Regions from separate parts of the Homo sapiens genome. Here region 1 is linked to region 2. A link is an interaction called in ENCODE POLR2A ChIA-PET data of the cell type or tissue named here. Cell type or tissue: OCI-LY7. All regions are shown on one strand. Each heading gives the region's core, and the rest is flanking DNA. Links, peaks and the distances in the headings are about the cores only. Region 1 has its middle 18 kb from the start of LINC02363. Region 2 overlaps PRIMPOL (primase and DNA directed polymerase).

Evidence for each region. ChIA-PET counts read pairs that join two places held together with the same protein. Peaks named below come from ENCODE experiments on the same cell type or tissue, not always from the same donor. Only the 100,000 strongest peaks of a DNase experiment are listed, where the experiment ranks them.
Region 1: POLR2A ChIA-PET joins it to region 2 with 7 read pairs; 2 of 35 experiments call an interaction of 5 or more read pairs at or near these places.

What each region holds. Positions count from the first base shown.
Region 1 is chr4:184,333,730-184,338,131 of GRCh38, reverse strand. No RefSeq gene overlaps it. Among named protein-coding and RNA genes, the nearest start is that of LINC02363, 18 kb to the left of the region's middle. In OCI-LY7, for the core only: a CTCF peak has its summit at 2,733; a DNase peak (open chromatin) is centred at 2,741.
Region 2 is chr4:184,662,269-184,666,670 of GRCh38, reverse strand. PRIMPOL (primase and DNA directed polymerase) reads right to left here. Exons shown (of 14, transcript NM_152683.4): 6 at 607-754. Among named protein-coding and RNA genes, the nearest start is that of PRIMPOL, 15 kb to the right of the region's middle. In OCI-LY7, for the core only: no CTCF peak of the experiment used is centred there; a DNase peak (open chromatin) is centred at 2,010.

The sequences.
Region 1 (4,402 bases), core at 327-4,326, 330 kb after region 2:
TGTTGAGCAACTCCTACATAAACTCCTAACTTTATTGGTTACAGAGACAGATTTTAGACTTGTCTCCCATATCCTGGCTGGCATCACCAGCAATAAAGCCTTTCTTCCTGGCAGTACTTGTTGTCTCAGTGATTGGCTTTCTGTGTGGTGAGCAATCAGACCTAAGCTGAATCCCTGGCATTCACCAACACATAAATGTGCAGTTCTGTTTCTGGACTCTCTCTTCTGCTTCATTGATCTGTTTTTCTAACTTTATGCCAAAATTGCACTAGTTTGATTACTGTTCCTTTATAATAAGCTTTGAAATAATGTCATATTAGGCCTCCAACTTTGTTCTTCTTTTTGAAAACTGTTTTGGCTATTTTAGGTCCTTGCATTTCCATAAAAGTATTAGAATCAGCTTATCAATTTCTCCAAAAAAAAAAAAAAAAGCCTACTGAGATTTTGATTGGGATTGCACTGGATTTATAGACCATTTTGGGGAGAACTGACATCTTAACAATATTGAGTCTTCCTCCCATGAACAAAGTATATTTCTTTATTTGTTTAGGTCTTCTTTAATTTTTCTCAACGATGTTGTATGGTTTTCAGTATATAGATCTTTCAGAGTTTTGTCAGATTAATTCTTAAGTATTTAATATTTTTGACCTAATTGTAAAAGGTATTATTTCTTTCCGTTTCAATTGCCAATGGGTTATTGCTAATATATAGAAATGCAATTGATTTTGCCTATAACTTTGCTAATAGTTCTAGTAGCTTTTTCATGTGAATTCCATTGGCTAGTCTACATAGCTCACTGACGCTCTGTTCATTAAAAGAATTTTTTCCCTCTGAGTTTCCTTTTAGGTAGCGTCTTTTGCTATGATTTCAATTTCACTTTTTTCCCCTTCTTCAATAGCTAATCTGCTACTAATCCTATAGTGTTTTTTTCATCTCAATATTGAACTTTCCATCTGTAGATGATTTGAGTCTTTTCTAAATCTTCCATGTCTCTATTTGACCTTTTAAACATATAGAATACAGCTATAGTAACTGTTTTAATGTCCTTTTCTGTTTATTCTACTGTCTGTGTCAGTTCTGGTTTGATTTCAGTTTATTGATTATTCTCTTCATTATGGCTAGTGTTTACCTCCTTCTTTTCATGATGAGTAATTTTTTATTTGATGCCAGCCACTATAATTTTATCTTGTTGGGTCTTGGGTTCTTTGCAATCTTATAAGTGTTCTTCAGCTTTGTTCTGCAATACAGTTAAGATACTTGGCAACACTTGAATACTTAAAGTCTTGCTTTTAAGATTTTTTAGGTGGTACTACAGCAGTGCTCAGTTTAGGCATAATTATTCCCCACTACTAAGTTAAGACCCTTCTGTGTACTCTATTTATTGCTTCATGAATCATGGTCTTAAATGTGGCTGGTAAGAATAGGTACTATTTCTAGCTGTGTCCGAGTATCAGACATTGTTTCTTCTAATCCACTCAGGTGGTTCTTTTGGCCTTGGGTAATTTTCTGTCATGCATGCACAAATCAATACTCAGAAGAATACTTAAGGAGGTCCCTCTGCAAAACCCTAGAACTCTGTGTGCACAAATCTCTCCTCTCTGGGAACCTGCTTGTGAGTTCTCACTGCTGTGGTTTTTCCAACCTTCAACTCTGTCTCCCCAACTCAGGGAGGCCTTGGGGCTCCACCAGGGTTCCCTCTCCCTATATCTTAGCCTCAAAACTCTTTCACAGTAGTAAATTTTGGCCACTGTATGGATGACATTATTTATGTCTCATCTCTTAAGTATCAAAGTATCATTATCCTTAATTGCCTGGTGTCCAGTACCTTAAAATTGCTATTTAATATATTTTGCTTTTTTTTTTTTTTCAGGGAGGAGGGTAAATCCAATCCATCTTGAATGAGCATATGTATTAGTTTTTATGCTCCTGATAAAGACATAGCTGAGGCTGAGCAATTTACAAAAGAAAGAGGTTTAATAGACTTATAGTTCCTTATGGCTGGGGAGGCCTCACAATCATGGCGGAAGGCAAGAAGGAGCAGGTCACATCTTACGTGGATGGCAGTAGGCAAAGAGTTTGTGCAGAGAAACTCACATTTTAAAACCATCAGATCTCCTGAGACCCACGAGAACAGCACAAGAAACAGCACGGGAAAGACGTGCCCCCATGATTCAACCATCTCCCACTGGGTCCCTCCAACAACATGTGGGAATTATGGGAGCTACAAGATGAGATTTCGGTGGGGACACAGAGCCAAACCATATCAGGGTAGAATGGTATTAAAGAAAAAGATTTTCTTACACTTATTAAGGCAGTAAGAAAGATTTATTCAAGATTATTGCAATAGGTATCAAGACTGTGCAATAGGAGACAGGAAATGGTTGAGCTCAACTCTGAATACAGCAAAAACCACTGGAGGTTTTTAGCCAGTGAGCAGAATGGGAGGAGAAGAGTCAGTGGATGGAAAATTACTAAGAGGAGAAATCAAAGGTGGGAGGATTTTCCCTAAACTGACTTAGCAGGACTCTTGTTACAATTGGACTAGGCAGGCTGAAGACAGGATGCAAGGACAAAGCTTGTTGAAAAGAGGCCTCAGAGGAGCTCATCTAAAATTTGGTCAAGGGGAGGGTCTTTCTTGGTCCCTCCTCTTGTTCAAGGGAAAAAGAGACATTCTTCTTTCCTTTGAACAATATAAGTCAATTTCTCATTTGGTGGCCTTTTTTTCATTAAGGACAAGCTGAGCCCCCTGCTGAAACTTGGTAGCAGGGCAGCCAGTTGAGAAGATTTCTAGATGTCAAGGCATCTTTAGATGATGGGGTGAGGACTGCAGTGGCCATCCCAGATCATGGATTTTCTGGTTTGCAGTTTGAATGTCCTTGGTGATGGCATAGACATCAGTGTCACAGTCATGGTTATTTTTCCGAGCAGAGTGTAGAAGTGTCCAACTTCATCTTGAAGGGCTTCTTTAGACAGTCACAATAAAGATCTGGGAAGTTAGGTTTTAGTTCTCAGTGATGCCAAATCAGGACAGTGGGAGAAAAATTAAAAACCTCAGTTTGGAGAGTGGTAGCCAGATAGTAAAGGGAACTAGAAGAACTGAGAATTTGGTAAGGACTGACAAGCTGTGCATGATGACAGGATCCCGTTCAATTTACAAGTAGATAACAAAACCTGAAAGACAAGTACAGGACCAGAATAATAACCCATAAGAAGGTGCTATAGTTTTTATAAAATATCTTTCTACAGTCATCCCCCTTTTTTGATCCAAATTAACCAAAGTAAGATTATTCTTGTTTACAAAATAAGTCTTGTCTCATTATATTTGACTTACTTATTTGCATAATTGCAGCAAGAATGGCAACTGACCAGGTAGGCTTATTTAAGTTTGCATTGCTGGAACTTTTTACAAGTAATCTCAGATTATGCTTTCAAGAGTTCTTGAAGCTATAAAGCCAAGTCAAGCACCACCAGGCCTTATCTGCAATGCCTAGAGATTCAGATGGGTTCTTCTCTTCTTGAGGTCCTAAAAACATCCTGAGTTTCTTTGGCCTGCCAGAAAGTCACCTTCCTGACTCACCTGTAAGGCTGGGAACTCCATAATCCAGGTACCAGGCAGACTTTCCGGGAGGGCTTCATATGCATTGGCTCCATAAAGTTAACCTTAGTTCCTCAAAACTGTCTGTTCATATGTGATTTTATGTCTTATTCTCAGTTGGAAATGCAGAAATCACCTGTCTTCTGCGTCGATCAGGCTGGGAGCTGCAGACCGGAGCTGTTCCTATTCGGCCATCTTGGAATGGACCCCCATGTCTTATTCTCAAATAAAACATTTTGGTCAAAGCCTTGATTATCTAATCAATTTTTAAAATTATGTTCTGTTACAAAAAGGACAGATTCTTATCGAACCCATATAAAATAGTATATCACCATTGATACGGTTTGGATCTGTGTCCCCACTCAAATCTGATGTTCAATTGTAATCTCCCAGTGTTAGAGGTGAGGCCTAGGGGGAGGTGATTGGATCATGGGGACATTTTCTCATGAATGTTTTAGCACTGTCCCCTTGGTGCTGCTCTTGTGCTGGTCAGTGAGTTATCGTGAGATATGGTTGTTTAAAAGTGTGTAGCAGCTGGACATGGTGGCTCACACCTGTAATCCCAGCATTTTGGGAGGCCAAGGTGGGCAGATCACCTGAGGTCGGGAGTTCGAGACTAGCCTGACCAACATGGAGAAACCCCATCTCCACTAAAAATACAAAGTTAGCTGGGTGTGGTGGCGGGCGCCTGTAGTCCCAGTTACTCGGGAGGCTGAGGCCGGAGAATCGCTTGAACCCGGGAGGCCGAGGTTGCCGTGAGCCGAGATCGTGCCACTGCATTCCAGCCTGGGTAACAAGAGTGAAACT
Region 2 (4,402 bases), core at 74-4,073:
CTCTCATGCACTTTCCAGGAAACTGAAATAAATCATGTTGGAGCAGAAACCACTATCTGGACATGGATGGCCATCCCAGTATCTAGGATTAGAGATGCAAATGCCAAAGATGTCCTGAATAGGTTGATGTGTCTAGAACAGAAAGACAGGTCCAAAGCTAAGGGAACATCTTGAAAACATGAAGAAACACATTGCCATTATTTTTTTTGAGACAGGGTCTCACTCTGTTGCCTAGGCTGGAGTGCAGTGGTGTGATCCTGGCTTACTGCAACCTCTGCCTCCTGGGTTCAAGCAATCCTTGTGCCTCAGCATCCCGAGTAGCTGGGACTACAGGCATGCACCACCATGCCCGGCTAATTAGTAGAGACAGGGTTTTGCCAGCTTGGCCAGGCTGGTCTCAAACTCCTAGCCTCAAGTGAGCCGCCCACCATGGCCTCCCCAAGTGCTAGAATTGCAGGTGTGAGCCACTGCACTCAGCCTACATCGCATTTTTTAGGATAAGTTAATGACCATAAAACTTGATAAGTACACACAAAATTTTAAGAGGAATAAGAACATATGAGTTTTGAATACAACTCCATGATTTTTAAAAAGCCGTGTACTTACCAACATGAATATTATCTTTAAATGCCACATCATGGAGCTGAAATATTAAATGCCGGCTGAATTTTTCATCAGTGCTAGAATCCAAGTTCAAAACATCTTCAGCTGAGCAATTAACACCGTATAACTCTTGAAGTGCTTTACACACATACTAAAAACACAAGTAAAATGCAAATAATTTATATTTTTTGTTTTAAAATTTTTCTATAAGCAATAAGCATCTCTTTATATATCATCTATGAGTTAAAAAGTCATTAATTTCTGATCAGGCGTGGTGGCTCATGCCTGTAATCCCAGCACTTTGGGAGGCCAAGGCGGGCAGATTACTTGAAGTCAGAAGTTTGAGACCAGCCTAGCCAACATGGTAAAACCCAGTCTCTACTAAAACCATAAAAATTAGCCAGGCGTGGTGGCAGGTGTCTATAAGTCCCAGCTACTCAGGAGGCCGAGGCAGGAAGATCACCTGAACCCAGGAGGCGGAGATTGCAGTCAGCCAAGATGGTGCCACTGCACTCCAGTCTGGGTGACAGTGTGAGACTCCATCTCAAAAAAAAAAAAAAAAAAAGTCATTAATTCATTTTTTTTAATGGTTTTAATTACCAGAAAGTGTCTAGTTCATATTGAGCCTGACTCCAGCTCTAAGAATACAGCCTCTGAGACTACAAGGCACTGGGCATGAAGGCCATGCACAATAGAAAGGCAGCAAGCACGGGGGCTGGAGTCAGAGACAGGTCAGTGTCAGTTTTGGCTTTGCCATCTGCCAGCTCTATGGCTTTGGTCAAATCTAAACCTTAACATTTCCCAGCTGCTAAACAGGAATAATAATAGCAGCTACCTTTTGGAGTTGCTTTAAGGAATAAAAAAGAAAATGGAAATTTTTAGCACATGTAACTGCTTAAAAAAGCCTTGGTTGTGCAGCCTTAGGACAAGTCCCTAAAGCTTCAATTTTCTCATTTGCAAAATGAAGCTACTAAGAACTACCATGCAATATTATCTTGACATGAGCAAAAATGTTTATGAACTGCCGTCAGTTTAGATACCTCAAAGTTACGCAATAAACTGTATTTTTAATGATATTTTGGGATTCTTCTAACACCACACTGTCCTCATGCCCTCTGGCTTTACTCTTCTGTAAATTCTTTCTCAGAGAGGGCTTCCTTGATTTCCCTCTCTACATCAAATTCCCCCTACATACTCTTTTTCTCTTTATAGACTTACAATTTTAGGTTGATTTATGTGATTAGTTTGACATGTTTCCTCTGTATTACAGGGGCTCTTCCTCCATATTTGTTCTCTCCCTCTGTAGAAGCAGAATCCCAATTTTTTAGCTAGATTGGAGGCCATCCAGAACAAAGACTACATTTCCCAGGCTCCTCTACAGCAGGGTGTGGCTGCTAAGTCTGGCCAATGGGACGTGAGAAGGAAAGTATGCCACTTCTAAGTGATCCTCTAACAGGCAAAGGGCGTACCGTCCCCTTCTCCATTTGTACTGACTAGAATGCAGACACAGTGGTATGAGCCATCTTGGACAATGGAAGAAGGCAACATCTTAGGGACAGCAAAGCAACAAGCCTAGTCCCTAACAGTACGGAGCCACATTAGATATTACTTGGGGGAGAAATAGGTTTCTGTCTTGTTTAAGCCAGTTTAATTTTGGGTCTTTATTATGGCAGCTAAATCTATCCTAACGTATTATCCTCCATTAGACTACAAAGTGTATGCCATCAGACATTATGTCTCTTTGACTTACCACTTGGTAATCCTAGTGCCTGGGCACAGTGCCTGACACTTAGTAGGGACTAAAAACTATTTGATGAATGAAGTCGACTTCTGTACTTTCGGAGCTACAGAGAATAAATTTAGTGATGCTTTAGGTAGGACAAGTAATCATATTCTCCTAAATTCTATTTCCCAAGATTAACTTTAATTAAAACTTTAAGTTACTTAAATAATTAAATTATAAAATCCAGAAGTTAAACTTACATGAGTGGACAATGTTGCCCTGAAATGTGGTCCTAATAAAATACATTAGCACCAGAATTCATTCTAACTGTGGAGAAGGGGCTTATTGAAATGTGTCAGTTTAGCCACTGAACCACAGGGTATTTTACATTATCACCAATTATTATTAACCATCTGCTAAATTAGCATAAGAGCTAACCTAATTATGCCTCCTCACAGTAAGACTCAAAGGAAAAAGTACTTACTGGATTATAAACTTATTGCATACAAAGTAACCAATAAATGAAATTAATTTCAATGTAATCATTATAAAAAGCATTATATTAAGTAAAGTAATCCAATGAGAACTGTTCTATCAACATGGTAAACATGTTAAATAAAAATGCTGTATAATTTTGAACTTCGATTTCTACAGTTTCTTCCAACAGTTTTGCTGATGCAGAAGATTAGCTGCTCAAGACTCATTTGGATAAAGTAGTATAAAGAATAAGGAGAAAAAAATTCTAAACACCTACATGGTCTTTGCCATACCAGTGTTTATTAATATGTGTTACAAATGAAATTTGCTCCAGTGTTCATTTCATTAGAAATATTTCTAGTTTCTAATGCAATGTGGTACTTCTTTGCTAATATGCAATGTTAAGTGGCAGTGAAAATCTCTGAATCGAGGTTCCTTGTAGCCCATGGAGAAACTACACAAGAAATCTTACTTTAGACTGTAGAAGAAAGTCAATACTTATGAATTACTAAAAACATAATTAGGCCAGGCACAATGGCTCGCGCCTATAATCCCAGCACTTTGGGAGGCGGAGATGGGTGTATCACTTGAGGCCAGGAGTTCAAGAACAGCCTGGCCAACATGGCAAAACCCTATCTCTACTAAAAATACAAAAATTAGCCAGGTATGGTGGCACACACCTGTAATCCCAGCTACTCGGGAGGCTGAGGCAGGAGAACTGCTTGAACCTGGGAGGCAGAGATTGCAGTGAGCTGAGATCACACCACTGCACTCCAGTCTGGGTGACAGAGCTAGACTCTGTCTCAGAAATAATAATAATAATAATAATAATAATAATAATAATAATAAAGGTTTAAAATTAAACAGAATTTACCAGCTGTAATGAAATAAGCATCTAAATTTATTTTTAAGGGTTCAATGGCTATTTGAAGAAAAATATAATTTGGGGTTTTTTTTGGGGGTGGTGGGGGACTTTATATATATTTCTTCTGCTTCAAAGCCAGGATAAAGCTAACATTCTATATATTTTTTAAATAGCATTCACATACATTTTCACAAAGATTTAAAATCAAGCATGTAGAGGTCCAACAGAGAATACTAGCAGATATTCTTTATCAAAAACATTTTAATCTGGATATATTTTAAAAGTTATAAAATGGGTAATCTATAACATTATTATTCAGTTAACATTTAAAAGAAAAATAGCTAGTCAGTAAGTGTCAGTACCTACACTTAGGCTGAATAATAGTCAATACAATTTTAACACAACTTCCTGTGATACAATCTGAAAATTTTTTTTGAAATAATCCTAATAGAACTTAGCTGCACAAGTCCATGCTATTCCTTTTATTAGTAACTTCCTGGTTGACACAGCTAAATCAAAAATAAAGAACTACAGTATTTTTTCTCTTAGTTAAAAATAGTAACTATATTTTTAGACAAGATTTTACCATTACTAGCTGTAGGACCTTGAATAGGAATTAGTTTCGTCTGGGCCTTAATTTCCTCATTTTGAAAGGGACAAGATAAGATGATTTCCAAAATTCCTGCAAGCTTGAAAATTCTAATACTATTTGTAGTCAGTGTTCTTGAGGTTCA